5 separate regions of the Homo sapiens genome follow, and regions 1, 2, 4 and 5 are each linked to region 3. Evidence: chromatin contacts called from ENCODE Hi-C or POLR2A ChIA-PET data. All regions are on one chromosome and are shown on one strand. The core of a region is the stretch at or near the end of the contact, and the rest is flanking DNA. Distances in the headings are between cores, read along the strand shown.

Region 1 (2,801 bases), core at 1-2,500, 2.4 Mb before region 3:
CCCTCACCCAGGCTGGAATGCAGTGGCACGATCTCGGCTCACTGCAACCTCTGCCTCCCGGGTTCAAGCAATTCTCCTGTCTCCGCCTCCCGAGTAGCTGGGACTACAGGCACCTGCAACCACGCCCAGCTAATTTTTCTATTTTTAGTAGAGACGGGGTTTCACCTTGTTGGTCAAAGTGACACTTACCGTGCCCTTCGCCTTTGTATTTAGAGTGTTCATATTCAAGTCTTGACTAGGAAGAGGTGTACCGACATAGTTTCTTGTCATTCTCAGAACACTTGCTCTTTAAAATATTCAAACTTTTCCCTACCATTCTACTGAAAAAAGGCTGATACTGGCCTAGGTAGGCACGACTCTACGGCAGGAATGGTGAGCATCAGCCACGTTTTAATGTTAGGATGCCTCGATTCTCCCACCTCAGCTGGCATCAGAAGCACCTGCAGGACTCTCCAACCCGGACTGCTGGGCCCCGCCCCCAGAGGCCGGGCTGAGTCCCCAGGGGATGCGGACACCGCCGATCGCGCCCCGCCGTGAGAACTTCTCCTCCAACATCCGACAAAAACATTACGTCGCGCGAGGGCCAGGTCTCTCCCTCTGCCCACCTGAGCCCGGCGGAGCCCCGCAGCCTCGGAACGGCGGACCCTCGCGATCGCAGGCCGAGCAGGCACAAGTGGCCTGGAAATGCGCGAAGTGGGCAACTTCCACACTTCCCGAGCACACAAACATTCCTTGCCCAAGCGCTGGCTCTACCCCGGGAAGGCGCCATTACGAAGGCCTGATCACCGGCAACCGCGCGCTTCGACGGCAAAGCCCCGTCAGGTCGCGCGCCGGCTTGGGCCGCCGGAGAGTCGGTGTGGAGTGGCTCGAGGCTCACTCACAGCGACGCAGCCCCAGTGGGTCCCTTTCCTCTTACCTCGGCCTCCCACGCCGCCCCCATTTCCTGGGGTGCTTCTCCCCACACCTCCTTCGGGGGCCCGGACCCCCGCCCCTGCCCGCCGGTGGGATGTGGGAAGCGTCACTGTGGACAGCCCGGGCCTCCCGGAGAGTCGGAGTCGTAAAGCGGCCAGCCAGGCCCGCCCTGCCCTACCTGTGGGGCTCCGGACAGCGGCGGCGGCTCGGGGGCGCCCGTCGTCAGCCAGCCGGAGGCGGGTAGCGCCACGAACAGCAGGAGCCGGAGGGCGAGCGACCCCGGTGGAGCGCCCTCCATCTTGGACAACCCGGGCAGAGGGCAGCCGCGGCCGGGAGGTGAGGGCGGAGCCGGCCCGCGGGCGGGACGGAGCTTCGGCGGGAGGGACGGGGAGGGGCGGGGAGAGACGGGGAGGGGCGGGACGGGCCCTCCCCTCCCCGGGCGGCCGCGGAGAGGCGCGGGGACGCTCCGAGATCCGGCTCGCCAGGGAAAGGCGTTTGCGCACGCGCAGCGCCGCGCGGCGTCGAGGGGCGGAGTGAAATCTTGGAAGGTACGGCCCCTCATTAGACCCGCCCTCAGGATTGGACAGGACTCCAACTGGAGCGATGTAAATGTCCTCGTAACCATTATTTTTAAAATTAGTATTTACACACATGCATGTGTCTGTGTGTGCACATGTACATGTACCTATACGATGAAAACAACGGTAATATTTCAGAAAACTGTTATACATTAAAAATGAAACATCGCATTTACAGGGGAAGTTTTTATTAAGTGGGTAATTCCCCACCCTTGGCTGCACGTGGGACTCTCCCGGGCAGCTTTAAAAAGTACTGGGGTCTTCCTGAACACCCCACTTTCCAGCCTGGGCTGCGGCTCGGGCCCTGGTGGTTTTTTAATTTTCTCGGGTGATTCATTGTGGGGCCAAGGTTGAGGATGCGCCATGCTTACTGTTCAGCATTCTGCCGACCCCTGGAGGCGGCGCGGGGACAGCGCTCAGCTGGAAGGAAGCCAGCGCACCTGGGCTGTCAGTGCCTTTTTGGTCAGTATCGTAACTCTAAAGTGAAAGTGTTAGACTTTTCTTCCACCTTGCAGATTTAAAAAAAAAAAAAAGTTACGGAACCCTGTAAAGCAGAGTAGCAAGAAATTCAAGCATTTTAGATTAACAGGATTGCATGTTGATTGAGAAAAACTTGGAAACTTGGCCATTCAGGCAGAATAAGAGTAATATTTAGTCTTCCTTTGAAATAAAACTTTTGACATGAAATAAAACTTTTGACATGAAAAAGGAAACAAGAATCTATTTCTCTCTTTGAGCCCCCTTTACTCCTTTGAACACCCTCCTCCCACAGGCCTGCTGACCGCCACCGCCCCCTCCCCCGGCCCCGCCCCAGAATAAATTATAAACGTTTTGGCTAAAGACTCCTTTCAACTAACTCCGGGCTTACTCTGAGATTCCCCACGCCATTGTTAAGCTACAAGTGATTTCACAGCGAAGCCCCACACACTTCTGGGTTCCATCTGCAAACTTGGCCTTTTCCTTTTTTTCCTACTGCTGGAATTAAAAATGAATTTGGAGATGGGCGTGGTCATTTGTGCCTGTACTCCCAGCTATGCAGCAAACGCAGGCAGGAGGATCGCCTGAGTCTATTAAAAAAAAAAAAAAAAAAAGGAATCTAGAAGCCGGGTGCAGTGGCTCACGCCTGTAATCCCAACACTTTAGGAGGCCGAGGCGGGTGGATCACTTGAGGTCAGGAGTTCGAGAATAGCCTGGCCAACATGGTGAAACCCCATCTCTACTAAAAATACAAAAATTATCCAGGCATACTGGCACGCACCTGTAATTCCAGCTACTAGGGAGGCTGAGGCAGGAGAATCGCTTGAACCCAGG
Region 2 (2,816 bases), core at 112-2,611, 2.9 Mb after region 3:
GTAAATTTTCAATATGATGGTGCATACGGGGCCTCATTTAAACTAATGTCTTATCTTCACTTAGCATCTAAATGTATTTTTTCCTGTACTGACTTGAAATACTCTAACACAAACAGACACCATTTATTATAATCCTTCTTGCAATCTGTCAAGTTATGTTCAAAAAATTTTACAAAGATGTACCTTTAAAGACTGACAACAGCCCCAAAACAGGAGGCAGAATAGTTAGGGCTTAATTTTAAGCCTAACTCCACAGCATCTTTCTGCTAACTCCATGTTCCATAAAATATATAAAAAATGGTTTTTTTCATAAATAAATCTGGGACTTACCATCCATATGGAAATAATTTATCAGTATACGAAAATGTAATAAAATAGTGTATCTAAATAACTACTAGTCTCAGCACAGTTTGGGATGATGACGTCTTCCATATCAGCCAAAAAAAGAAAGAAAATACTATAGAATCTAAGTCCAAAGACTCAAACCTCTGTCCTAGATATCTGAAAATAATATCTATCTTTTAAGGTAGCAGTTAACCATTTTAGAACTCAAAAGAAATTCAAATAAGTCCTCCCAAATCTGCCATTTTGTAGGAATTTCCCTTGGAATCATTAAGAGTATAAAAGTCAGGGATCCAAGCAACAAAAGAAAATGAGCAATGCATGAAAAGCCAAATCACTGACGAATTTGTCCAAAGAGCCAATAAACATATGCAGAGAAGTTCAGTTCCACAAAAAAAGAAATGCAAGTTCAAACAACTATAGACTACATTTCATCTCTCTACATGTCATCTGTTGTAGATGACGATTTAACAGTAAAAGCATATTTGCCCCAGCAATTGCCCAAGTAAGCGAAGATACATGTACACAGGTAGTTTTTAATAATGTTTTAAGTGGGATGCCACTAAATCAGGATGGTTTCAATTTTGGTTCAAAAAAGAAAAGCCATGCTCACCCATAGAGGCATACATTTTTACATTCATAGAAAACAAGGGTAGCAGAAGAAACGAAACTATTAACAATGGTTTTGGAGAGAGGAAGGAAATGACAGTTTTCTACTTTGTAGAATTTTCATTTTGCATTACATTTTTTTTTTTTTTAGAAAACAGTCTGATTACTTAAGATATTTTAAAGGACATTTGAACTATATTACTAAAAATTAAATTTGGAGTCAAAAACGTATTTAAATGCTCCTTTTCCTTGAGAGCAACTCCACACAGAGGGCCACAGGAATTCCTGCCCAGCTCACAATCTAAGTTTCAATACTCTGCAGCTCAGACAGAAAGTTTGGCCTGTGTTCCTTTAGTCCTAGACTAAAATTTCACTTTAGCACAATGGTAGAACCTGGCTATGAGTCATCTTCCTCTGCAAAACAATGAAAGGTCTAGTTCAGTGGGAAAAAACGACTTCAGTTGCCAGTTCATTGAACTGTTCAAATTAAGGTCAAAATACTGGAGCAGGAGCGAGGGAGTCGCTGTGTCCAGATCCTATCTAACCCCACACCAGTCCCCTGAATGGCCCTCCAACCAAGTCTTGAATTTGCAAACGGTTAGAATAGGAAGCACCTGGTGCCCTCTAAGTAGGGGTCAGAGAACGCAAGTGAAAACATGAAACAGATCCAAATCCAGTTTCATGAGCATGCCTTTCAAGTAATGCCAAGGAAAAATATATCAAAAACATGATGGAGTGCACAGCTTCAGCTTAAATATATTTCAAGTACCATGATGAATATAATGTTTGATTTCCTACCCTAGACTCTACCTAAAAGAGCCCATTATCAACAGACTAGGTTTTTATAATTTTTACAGAATTTATTATTCCATTTATTTACCTGGAACTATTACTATAGCTTGCAAAGAACTTTAAAATGTGTAACATCATGAATCCTGACCACACTCTCCCGGGGCATCCTCCCTGGTTGGGAGATCCTGTGATCCTCCTGGTTGGGAGTCCCCTTCTCAGAGGTTCAGTGACTTACCCTGACGATGGCAGGGGTAATGGAAACCCAGATCTTGAGGGCCAAGTCTCATCCCTTAAAGAACTGCTCAGGGCCAGGCGCCGTGGCTCATGCCTGTAATCCCAGCACTTTGGGAGGCTGAGGCGGGCGGATCACGAGGTCAGGAGATCCAGACCATCCTGGCTAACACGGGGAAACCCCGTCTCTACTAAAAATACAAAAAATTAGCCGGGCGTGATGGCGGGCGCCTGTAGTCCCAGCTACTCGGAAGGCTGAGGCAGGAGAATGGCGTGAACCCGGGAGGAGGAGCTTGCAGTGAGCCGAGATCCCATCACGCGCTCCAGCCTGGGCGACAGAGCGAGACTCCGTCTCAAAACAAAAAAAAAAGAACTGCTCAGTACCATGTTAATCCCATTTCTCATTTTCTCCACCCAAGATTCTTTTCTTTTGTTTTTGTTTTTTTTTGAGATGGAGTTTCGCTCTTGTTGCCCAGGCTAGAGTGCAATGGCGCAACCTCTGCTCACCACAACCTCTGCCTCCTAGGTTCAAGCAATTCTCCTGCCTCAGCCTCCCTAGTAGCTGGGTTTACAGGCATGCGCCACTAGGCCCGGCTCATTTTGTATTTTTAATAGAGACAGGGTTTCTCCATGTTGGTCAGGCTGGTCTTGAACTCCCGACTTCAGGTGATCTGCCCGCCTCGGCCTCCCAAAGTGCTGGGATTACAGGCATGAGCCACCGCACCGGCCGATTCTTTTCTTTCACATGTCGCTCTTTCTACTCTTTTTCTCCCAACTTAACAATTCTCATTCTCTCACCTCTGTAAGTTATAGTTACCTGGTCTTCCTAACCACCTACTCAT
Region 3 (2,700 bases), core at 42-2,541:
ATTAATATTCTATACTACTACATCCGACACCAGATGACTAAAGTTTGCAATGGTCCAAAATTCTGTAAACCCATTAAATGCAATTCATACTTTATTTTGGCAGTATTCATTTCATCATTACTTTATTTGGATGCTAACGCAAGTACTTCTAAGGAAAAGCTGTCATATAATTACTTTAGTCAAGCATTCAGTAGAGCAATAATCAAACCTCTATCCCAACATTTTACACTTGTAACAGAATGAAGATGAGTACAACATACATTTTTGCAATTTACTATTAAGGCCATAATCATTTTAGGGCATTAGACCTATATATATATATATATATATATATATGCACACTTTTAATTAACTCTGACATACAAATACATGGCTATTTATGAGAAAGGCAGGTATTAAAACCGAGGCAAGTTTGTGTTTCTCATTAAGCAGCTGGTGACTTAATTCGCTGCATCATTCTTTCTGAATTACAGAACGCTATGGCAATTATCGTGCCATTAACAGGCAAAAATCTCAGTACTTTTTAACAAACATAATGATAAAAAGAACCCTGTGATTTCATATCGTAAGCCACTTACACCACATTTTAAGGGAAAAGTGATGAGCAAAGGTGTGGTAGAACAGGTTTGGCTTTTTGATAAACAACATTCATTAGACACCGTTTCCAAAGGAAACTTCGAAGTTGGTGAATCATATTAAAACGCTTGAATATAAAAGCTTCCAGGTTATTACTGGCAGTGTCAGAATACGATTAAAGGTCGGATAATAGTTTGAAGCAACCTTGAACTGATTGCTGCATGTGCAAAGGGGAGAGAGAAAAATCAATGAAAAGGAGTAAGGTATCAATCTCCAAAACAACCCACCGAAGAAACGTTTGCCAAGGGAGGAGCGAGCCTTTTATTAGAGTTATTATTATTATTATTGGCGTTCTCTTCCCTTGCATTCCCATGTAAAGCCCGAGTAGCCCCCTTAAAACAACCCCAATTTTTCAATGACGGTGTCGCGGGGCTGCGCGCTCCGTTCACCTTGCAGAGCTGAAAGTGCTCGGACTGGAGCGTTTCCTGGATCTCCGGCTCCCGGTTCCCAGGCGGATGCTGCTGCTGTTGCTGCTGCGACGCCGAGGACGAGCCGGCGGTCAGGCCGTCCAGCACCTTCCTGATGTTGAATTTCCTCATGGTCTCGGAGGGGCTCCCCCGCAGCCCGGGAGGGGAGGCACAGGGGGTCCCCGGGCGGGGGAGACCACCCGGGGCCGAAGGCAGCTTCGACCGCGGAAACGGAGGAGTGGGAGTGTGAGGGTAAGGAGGCAGCTGGGGGGAAGCAAAAGATAATCCGAACAGGAAATACTGCGACGACAAGAGCGGCGGCCGCAAGAAACCTGGGCGGCGACCCCTCTTCCTCCGAGGCCGCCGCTGCTTGGCGCGGCTGCTGTGGTGCCGATTCAGCCGCCGCCGCCGCCGCCTCGCTCCGCGGCCCGGCAGCAGCAGCAGCAGCAGTGGCGGCGGCGCCCGAGCCCGCTCAGCCCAGCCTCACCTGGCCGCGGGCGGACTCTGCGCCGCGCCGCCGCCCCGGCTCGCCCCCGGCGCCGCCACCGTCGCCGCTGCGTCCATGGCCCGCGGCCGCGCCGCTGCTCGCCCGCCCCGGCCCCGCAGTCCCTCGGCGCGTCCTCCGGCTCCTTCTCCTCCTGCCGGGGGTCGCCGGCTCTCTGTCCGCGGCCGCCGCTCGGCCTCGCACACAAGGCGCCTGGTGTGGGTCCCCGCGCCGCCTGCCTCGCCCCGCCTCGCTCCTCCGCCGCTGGACCGGCCCGCCCTCGCCGCTCCCGAGCCCGGCTGCGTTCCTCAGGCGCCGCCGCGGCCGTCGGCTCTCCCCGCCCAGCCGCTCCCCATCGCCTGACAGGGCGCCTCGGCACACGGCACCAACGCCCGCCCGGAGCAGCAGCGGCAGCCGCGGTTACAGCGCGGGCCGCGGCGGTGGCGGCAGCAGGGCCTCCCAGGAGCCGGGCTGCGGTACCTGCGCATGCGCGCCGCAGCCCGGTTCCCCCACCCTGGCCCAGCAGGCCCCCAGCCCCCCAGCCCGAGCGAAGCTGGGGCTTAAATTATCTTCTGCGAAAATCCCAGACGCTGGCTAAATTTCTCCCACCCCAGTCGAGTTGCCAGAGTATGCAGCTGCTTCTCTTGCAGCTGGCATAGTAAAAATGTTGACGACTAACAAGCAGCAGGAAACCTTTCTTTCCAATTCAGTCATTACAGCAGGGGTTGATGCTTTCTCGCCGTTAATGGGGTGCACGCTCCTGGCCGCTGGCTGCAGTATTATTTTTCTTGCTTTATTGACGGGCGTTGTTTTTGTTTGATTGGATTTGAGTTTTGAAAAAGAGCGTCTAGACAACGATATGTCAGTGGCAGGAGGATGATGGACTTAGGTACTAGGAAAAGGAGAGAAACCTAGACGGGAAAAAACGGGTTCTTTCCTACAGCTGTTACTGTTGGTGGAACGTGTCTGGTCTTAGCAGTTAGCTGCTGGGATGGAAGAGGCTGCCAGCGGGGAACGGTTCCAGGGCCGGTGTCAGCCCGGGCCGATGACACTACCCCGCACCCAGCCCCTCGCCGGGGAGGAGCGCGGGTGGCAGGAAACGCCGCGCTGCCACTATTTTTCAGAACCTTCAATCTGCCCTGACGCTGATGAGCCACTCAGTAATGCCCTGGG
Region 4 (2,742 bases), core at 24-2,523, 2.5 Mb before region 3:
TAAGCCCTGGGGCTCTTTAGTGACCCACCTTGGGTCACATTGCCTTCTACAAACTCTGTGCTTGTAGAAAATAGACTTTCAACCAAATGTTCTTGGAACATAATCTTTTTTTTTTTTTTTTTTTTTTTGAGACGGAGTCTCGCTCTGTCGTCCAGGCTGGAGTGCGGTGGCGCGATCTCGGCTCAATGCAAGCTCCGCCTCCCGGGTTCCTGCCATTCTCCTGCCTCAGCCTCCCGAGTAGCTAGGACTACAGGCGCCCGCCACCACGCCGGGCAAATTTTTCTGGATTTTTTAGCAGAGACGGGGTTTCACCGTGTTAGGCAGGATGTTCTCGATCTCCTGACCTCGTGATCCGCCCGCCTCGGCCTCCCAAAGTGCTGGGATTACAGGCGTGAGACACCGCGCCCGTCCGGAACATAATCTTTTAACGGGTTTTCACATTTGGATTTCTAGATACAGTAAGTAGCCAGTTATTACTTTAACGTCAGAAAAAGATGTCTTTAATTTTTTTGTACTCTGTAGTAGAAAAATTACGAAAGAAGGTACTTGAAAACACTAACTGTATATTTCCTAGAGGAAAAACTGGCAAAGGCGATCTTCACAAAGGGTGGACCGTACCTTATACATCAAACCCAACGATCCCATCCCACACTTTACATTCAGCTTAACCAGAAGTAAAACCTCTTGTCACACCGTCACCGGTATTCCAATTATGGCAATAACGATCTCCTTCTACGGATGCGGTTGACAGATAAGATCTCTAAACCGCTGCTAATCAATCGGTCCTGGCTCAAGCATTTCTTATCTGCCGGATTCAGAAAATACAGATGCTGGAAGCTCACCGGCTTGTTCGGGGAAAGAACGCTAAGCAAGAATAAAATTTTATTTCAAAGCGCCAAAAATCTGGAATTCTGAGGTCCACAGGGAGGTTTCCCAGAGCAACTCAGTTGTTCCCTTCTGAGAACGTAGCTCCGTGAAATGCACATCCCTACTCGGTCCAGAGAAATAGATCAATGGGGAAAAGGATTGAATCAACCAAGTAGGCTGGGCGGGAGACAGCCTTAACCCACGGGCGCGGGCGAGTCGTATGGGCAGGGGCAGGCGGGAGCGACGTGGGGCGACGCTCACGAACGATCAGAGCTGCGGGCGACGCAACGAAGCCCGGAGGCCGCAGGCTGCGCGCTCCCTCGCAGCAGCCGGGCGGGCAAAAGCCCCCAGTCCTCGGCCCCCGCGCAAGCGACGCCGGGAAATGCCCACATCCGGGAAACCTGCAGCGGAGTGCGGCGGCGGCGACACTGAGTGGAAGGCAAAATGGCGGCGGCGGCGGCGGTGGCCTGGTGTTAAGGGGAGAGCCAGGTCCTCACGACCCCTGGGACGGGCCGCGCTGGCCCGCGGCAGCCCCCCCGTTCGTCTCCCCGCTCTGCCCCACCAGGGATACTTGGGGTTGCTGGGACGGACTCTGGCCGCCTCAGCGTCCGCCCTCAGGCCCGTGGCCGCTGTCCAGGAGCTCTGCTCTCCCCTCCAGGTAGGTCCGGGGCTGGCGTAGCGGGTGCGCTCCTCCAGTGCTCGAGTTGGCGGGGCGGTGGCCGCCGGGGCCCACGCCCATCCCCGCTGGCGAGGGTCCAGAGGTTTGGACTGGCGGGCAGAGCCGGCCCGCTCCGGGCCTGACTTGGCTGGTTGCATTGACCCGAGCTGAGCCCTGCCCTGGGGAAGCGAGGGTTGGCCGCGCCCGGTGCTGCAGGAAGAGCCCCAGGCTTTTCGGCCTCGGAGGTGCAGGTTTGGCTGGGTAGAGCCTGTCTTTCTGGCGGCGTGTCTCCCACCCCACCCCCAACACGCGAGTCGGCGGTGTCCAGGAGGGAAGGAACGGGAAAGGTGGTTCTGAAGGAAAATTGCAGTAAAAGAGCTACAGTTCTTTGGATCCCAGAGGGCCTTGATCCTGGGTATACCTTAGAGAAATCCTGGGAGTCTCTTACGTCTAGTTCAGTGTGATTTTAGGTTACTGTTCATAGTTGGAAGAGGTGGGAGAGATGGAGAGGTCTTTATGGAGTAGGAGTGTGTATATAAATACAGCAAATGAAGGAACGACAATTAAGGGAACAGTGTTTTTTATAACCTGAAATAGCTTGTAGCTCAATGAATGCCTCAGATGACTTGATTTATCCCCATTCTGACTTCTCTGTCAATTTCTAAGGGAACAAAATTTAATGTTTGTCAACTCATATGTTAATACGGCTTTTAAAACATGTATCATCCTCCAGAAGTTATTCATAAATCTAGTGAACAATAAGTATAATCTCATGCACAGAAGTAATATTGTATAACTCCAGTTTTGGAAATGGATTTGAATGTTAGCGATCATGAAACTTGTTTGAACTTTATGAATTATTTATTGAAGGTTAATAAATTTATCAGTTTATCAGTTTATCAGAAGTTTCTGATAAACTTAATTTTTTATCAAATTTCCTCCATGAGGAAGAAAAGGTAGGACATTATAATTGGAGTGAATGTTCTGTGCTACGAAAACAAAGCTTATTATCTCTGACGGTAAAATGGGGTAGTTGATTCCTTAAGGCAGTGGAGGAATTTGATTGAACAGTAAAAGAAGTAGCATTGTGTTAGTCCAATTGGCTGCTACTGCAAGAAACTAGATCATGGTCCATGCTTGGAATGGCACATTCTATGCCTAAATATTGATGGAATATGCCTTGCTGCTCACCAAAAAATACTTCTACTACATTTTTA
Region 5 (2,702 bases), core at 116-2,615, 2.5 Mb before region 3:
AACTCAGGTAATCCACCCGCCTCGGCCTCCCAAAGTGCTGGCATTACAGGCGTGAGCCAATGAGCCCGGCCAAAAAAAATTTTTTTTAATGGTGCCAGCCGTTAAGGAAATTACAAATCGAGTTGAGAAATAAGACAAACACATGAAAAGCTAAGTAACACAGGACAATTAAAAATACCATGTGACAAGATATGATTACTGCATAGTAGCGAATAATGCTATAAATTCTGACCAGTGAGTTTATTATAGACTGCGGCCCTTGTAGTCTCCCAACAAAACGGGGACGCTATATTTCGATTTAAAAAAAGAAAGTGACACAGCACTCATCCTATCCTAAAATTATCATCAGAAGAAGGAATACAGTAACTAAGGAGAGTGATATAAAGAAACTCCACATAAGGTTTTTAAAGCCTATGGTAGCCCTGAAAAAAGTTAGAACATCAGACACACAACCCTCTGCTGATCCAGGACCTGCAAAGGCTCCTGAAATACAAGTCTCTCAGGAACAGCATCCCCTGTTCTTTCTCCGCCCCGCACGGAGCTTTCCACTGGACAGCCGCCCGAGAAATTTCTCCCAGCATCTGCAATGGCAATACTCTCATCTTCCTCCCCTCGCCTGTATCAGACGGTGGCATCTCCCTCCAGGGGAAAAAACGGAGGGCGGGGGAGGCTGCATAAGAGGGAAAGCTTGCAGCGAGGTTGATTATGGAGGAGGAAGGTGAGAAAAATGCAGGGGACGAGGGTGGGGTCTCCTGAGCGCCAGCCCACTCTCCATAAGGCCTAGCCCACACGCTCCCACCCCGAAGGCACGCCCCTCACAAGCCGGACCCGGACGCGGACCTGAGTGACAGCAGCATCACCTGTACTGCACTCCCTCCCCCAGGGCCTGCAGGGAGACGACTGCCCCTGCCCCCACCAGCAGCGGCCCCTGGCTCTTTCTCTCCCCTTCCAGTCCACGTCGTCGACGAGTGACAGGTCCCGAGGGAGGCGACTGCAAGCGCACGCCGTTCGGGACTACCGGGGCAACTCTGCGCCGAAGCCCTCCAACAGGCGCGCGGGGACAGACAGAACGTTCCGGACGGCCCAGGGGGACCCGGTCCAGGCCCAGCCTGCCCCAGCTGCCCTACAACGGGCGGAGGTGGCACTTACTGCGGAGATTGTGGATTAGCTCCGAGTGGCTGGCGCCGCCGGATTTCCAGGCCATCGCTAAGCACACTCGGAGCAGGTACAGAACCACCTTCAGCGCGACGACGGTGCCCAGCAGTTTTCCCAAGAGTGAGACCACCTCCCACACCGTCACCGCCCCGCTCGCGTCCCCGCTGTAGCTGCCGCTGTTACTGCCGTCGCCGCCGCTGCCGCCACTGCGCGCTCCCGGCATCCCCCGCGGCACGCATGCGCTCTGTGACGCCGCGCGGCTTAGGGTGCGGCCGGGTGGGGCCGAGGGCGGGGGAGGCGTGTGGCCCAGCCGCCCGCCCCTGTGGCTGCTACCGCTGCCAGGGGACTGCAGGGAGGCCGGGCTGAGTCAGCGCCACTTCCGCTGCTGCGTGTCCCTTTCTGAGGCCTCGGACCGCACCGCTTTCGCCCTGCGGCCCGGCTCGGTAGCCTGATCAGTCGCGTTCCCGGCTGTGTCTCCGGTCACCGAGCGGGACGGCGGGATGGCGGGGTCGATCTGTGCAGACGCTGCTAGTGGTTCCGCAGTCGTCGCTGGGTCAGCTGTTTCGAGCGGCGGATCTGCTCCTATAGATGTCCAGATTGTTAGACGGTGGGCTTCATCCGTCCTACCTCGCCCAACCCAGTTGACTAATATTTGGGTCGGTGGAGCCCGAATAATACAATAAGAATAAAACCCAACGACAAAGGCCCTCTCTAACCCGAGTACACCGGCCTCTGGCTTTGTGACAAGCACGTCACTGTTAGGCTAAGCAGAGACTTTGGAACCCCGGTTCTAAAGCTCTCAGAGTGGAAGAGTACCAGGACATGGGGGTGGGGGTTGGGGCAAAGCTTTGCTCCCTTAGAATAATACCAACGTACAGAGTTGCGATTGGTTAAAAAATACCACTGTGTCCTTTGGTGAACGTGTTATTCTCCCGACGTAAGTGTGCATTTCCACCTAATTAAGCCTCACAAATTCCACCGTGGCTTTATTGCTCTCAGCTCTGCAAGACCATGAGTGAGAAGCTCACTGAGAACATTGCTTGTCGCGTCCAAATCGCTGACTCCTAATTAGACCTGAGACTGACAGAATCCAGCCATCATCTAGTCCAGTAACTTTTTTTTTTTTTTTTTTTTTTTTTTTTGAGACGGAGTCTCGCTCTGTCGCCCAGACTGGAGTGCAGTGGCGCGATCTCGGCTCACTGCAAGCTCCGCCTCCCAGGTTCAGGCCATTCTCCTGCCTCAGCCTCCCGAGTAGCTGGGACTACAGGCACCCGCCACCACGCCCGGCTAATTTTTTGTATTTTTAGTAGAGACAGGGTTTCACCGTGTTAGCCAGGATGGTCTCGATCTCCTGACCTTATGATCCGCCCGCCTCGGCCTCCCAAAGTGCTGGGATTACAGGCATGAGCCACAGCGCCCGGCCTCCAGTAATCTTTTAGAAGGAAACAAAGCTAAGACATCTGTGCCACTATATCAGCACAATTTTCAAATTCTAGTTCTTATCCGATTTTGTAAAATGTGACACTGGCCTGCTTCCAATCCAAAAT

What was found. Hi-C counts contacts between places; a loop is a spot of excess contacts on that map. ChIA-PET counts read pairs that join two places held with the same protein, here RNA polymerase II (POLR2A). Pooled maps may share reads with other maps.
Region 1: a map of B cell shows a loop between it and region 3 (13-fold over the local background). The contact joins the promoter of GINM1 here to the promoter of STXBP5 in region 3. A Hi-C loop is called at or near these places in 2 of 168 maps with a recorded cell type or tissue (B cell and naive thymus-derived CD4-positive, alpha-beta T cell), 1 of 37 single-sample maps with no recorded cell type and 9 of 50 pooled maps.
Region 2: a pooled map shows a loop between it and region 3 (5-fold over the local background). The contact joins the enhancer-like site here to the promoter of STXBP5 in region 3. A Hi-C loop is called at or near these places in 3 of 37 single-sample maps with no recorded cell type and 8 of 50 pooled maps. POLR2A ChIA-PET finds 5 or more read pairs at or near these places in 1 of 52 experiments (CD4-positive, alpha-beta T cell).
Region 4: a loop to region 3 is called in a map of naive thymus-derived CD4-positive, alpha-beta T cell, with 8 times the contacts of the local background. The contact joins the promoter of LATS1 here to the promoter of STXBP5 in region 3. A Hi-C loop is called at or near these places in 1 of 168 maps with a recorded cell type or tissue (naive thymus-derived CD4-positive, alpha-beta T cell) and 4 of 50 pooled maps. POLR2A ChIA-PET finds 5 or more read pairs at or near these places in 1 of 52 experiments (B cell).
Region 5: a map of naive thymus-derived CD4-positive, alpha-beta T cell shows a loop between it and region 3 (7-fold over the local background). The contact joins the promoter of PCMT1 here to the promoter of STXBP5 in region 3. A Hi-C loop is called at or near these places in 1 of 168 maps with a recorded cell type or tissue (naive thymus-derived CD4-positive, alpha-beta T cell), 1 of 37 single-sample maps with no recorded cell type and 11 of 50 pooled maps.

What each region holds. Positions count from the first base shown.
Region 1 is chr6:149,564,824-149,567,624 of GRCh38, reverse strand. GINM1 (glycosylated integral membrane protein 1) reads right to left here and starts at 1,250. Exons shown (of 8, transcript NM_138785.5): 1 at 1,091-1,250. The coding sequence starts at 1,210. RefSeq lists enhancers at 654-703, 1,954-2,083 and a silencer at 974-1,523.
Region 2 is chr6:144,348,541-144,351,356 of GRCh38, reverse strand. The region is part of intron 2 of UTRN (utrophin); the gene reads right to left. Among named protein-coding and RNA genes, the nearest start is that of SNORA98, 56 kb to the left of the region's middle. RefSeq lists an enhancer at 2,069-2,178. Within about 2 kb of position 1,361, at least 16 of the 41 ENCODE cell types and tissues checked have a DNase peak (open chromatin) inside an H3K27ac peak, as active enhancers do; they include CD4-positive, alpha-beta T cell, where a contact is called at or near this core.
Region 3 is chr6:147,203,008-147,205,707 of GRCh38, reverse strand. It overlaps STXBP5 (syntaxin binding protein 5), which reads right to left and starts at 1,291. Exons shown (of 28, transcript NM_001127715.4): 1 at 1,026-1,291. The coding sequence starts at 1,175. It overlaps STXBP5-AS1 (STXBP5 antisense RNA 1), which reads left to right and starts at 1,094. Exons shown (of 11, transcript NR_034115.1): 1 at 1,094-1,295. It overlaps LOC124901422 (a long non-coding RNA gene), which reads left to right and starts at 2,137. Exons shown (of 2, transcript XR_007059803.1): 1 at 2,137-2,700. RefSeq lists silencers at 1,149-1,338, 1,509-1,588, 1,609-1,658, 1,689-2,108.
Region 4 is chr6:149,716,632-149,719,373 of GRCh38, reverse strand. LATS1 (large tumor suppressor kinase 1) reads left to right here and starts at 1,273. Exons shown (of 8, transcript NM_004690.4): 1 at 1,273-1,525. LOC645967 (a long non-coding RNA gene) reads right to left here and starts at 1,753. Exons shown (of 1, transcript NR_134652.1): 1 at 478-1,753. RefSeq lists a silencer at 1,394-1,783.
Region 5 is chr6:149,748,404-149,751,105 of GRCh38, reverse strand. PCMT1 (protein-L-isoaspartate (D-aspartate) O-methyltransferase) reads right to left here and starts at 1,365. Exons shown (of 8, transcript NM_001360452.2): 1 at 1,150-1,365. The coding sequence starts at 1,204. It also overlaps a transcript of NUP43 not described here. RefSeq lists enhancers at 1-434, 1,400-2,365 and silencers at 539-833, 759-995, 1,226-1,615.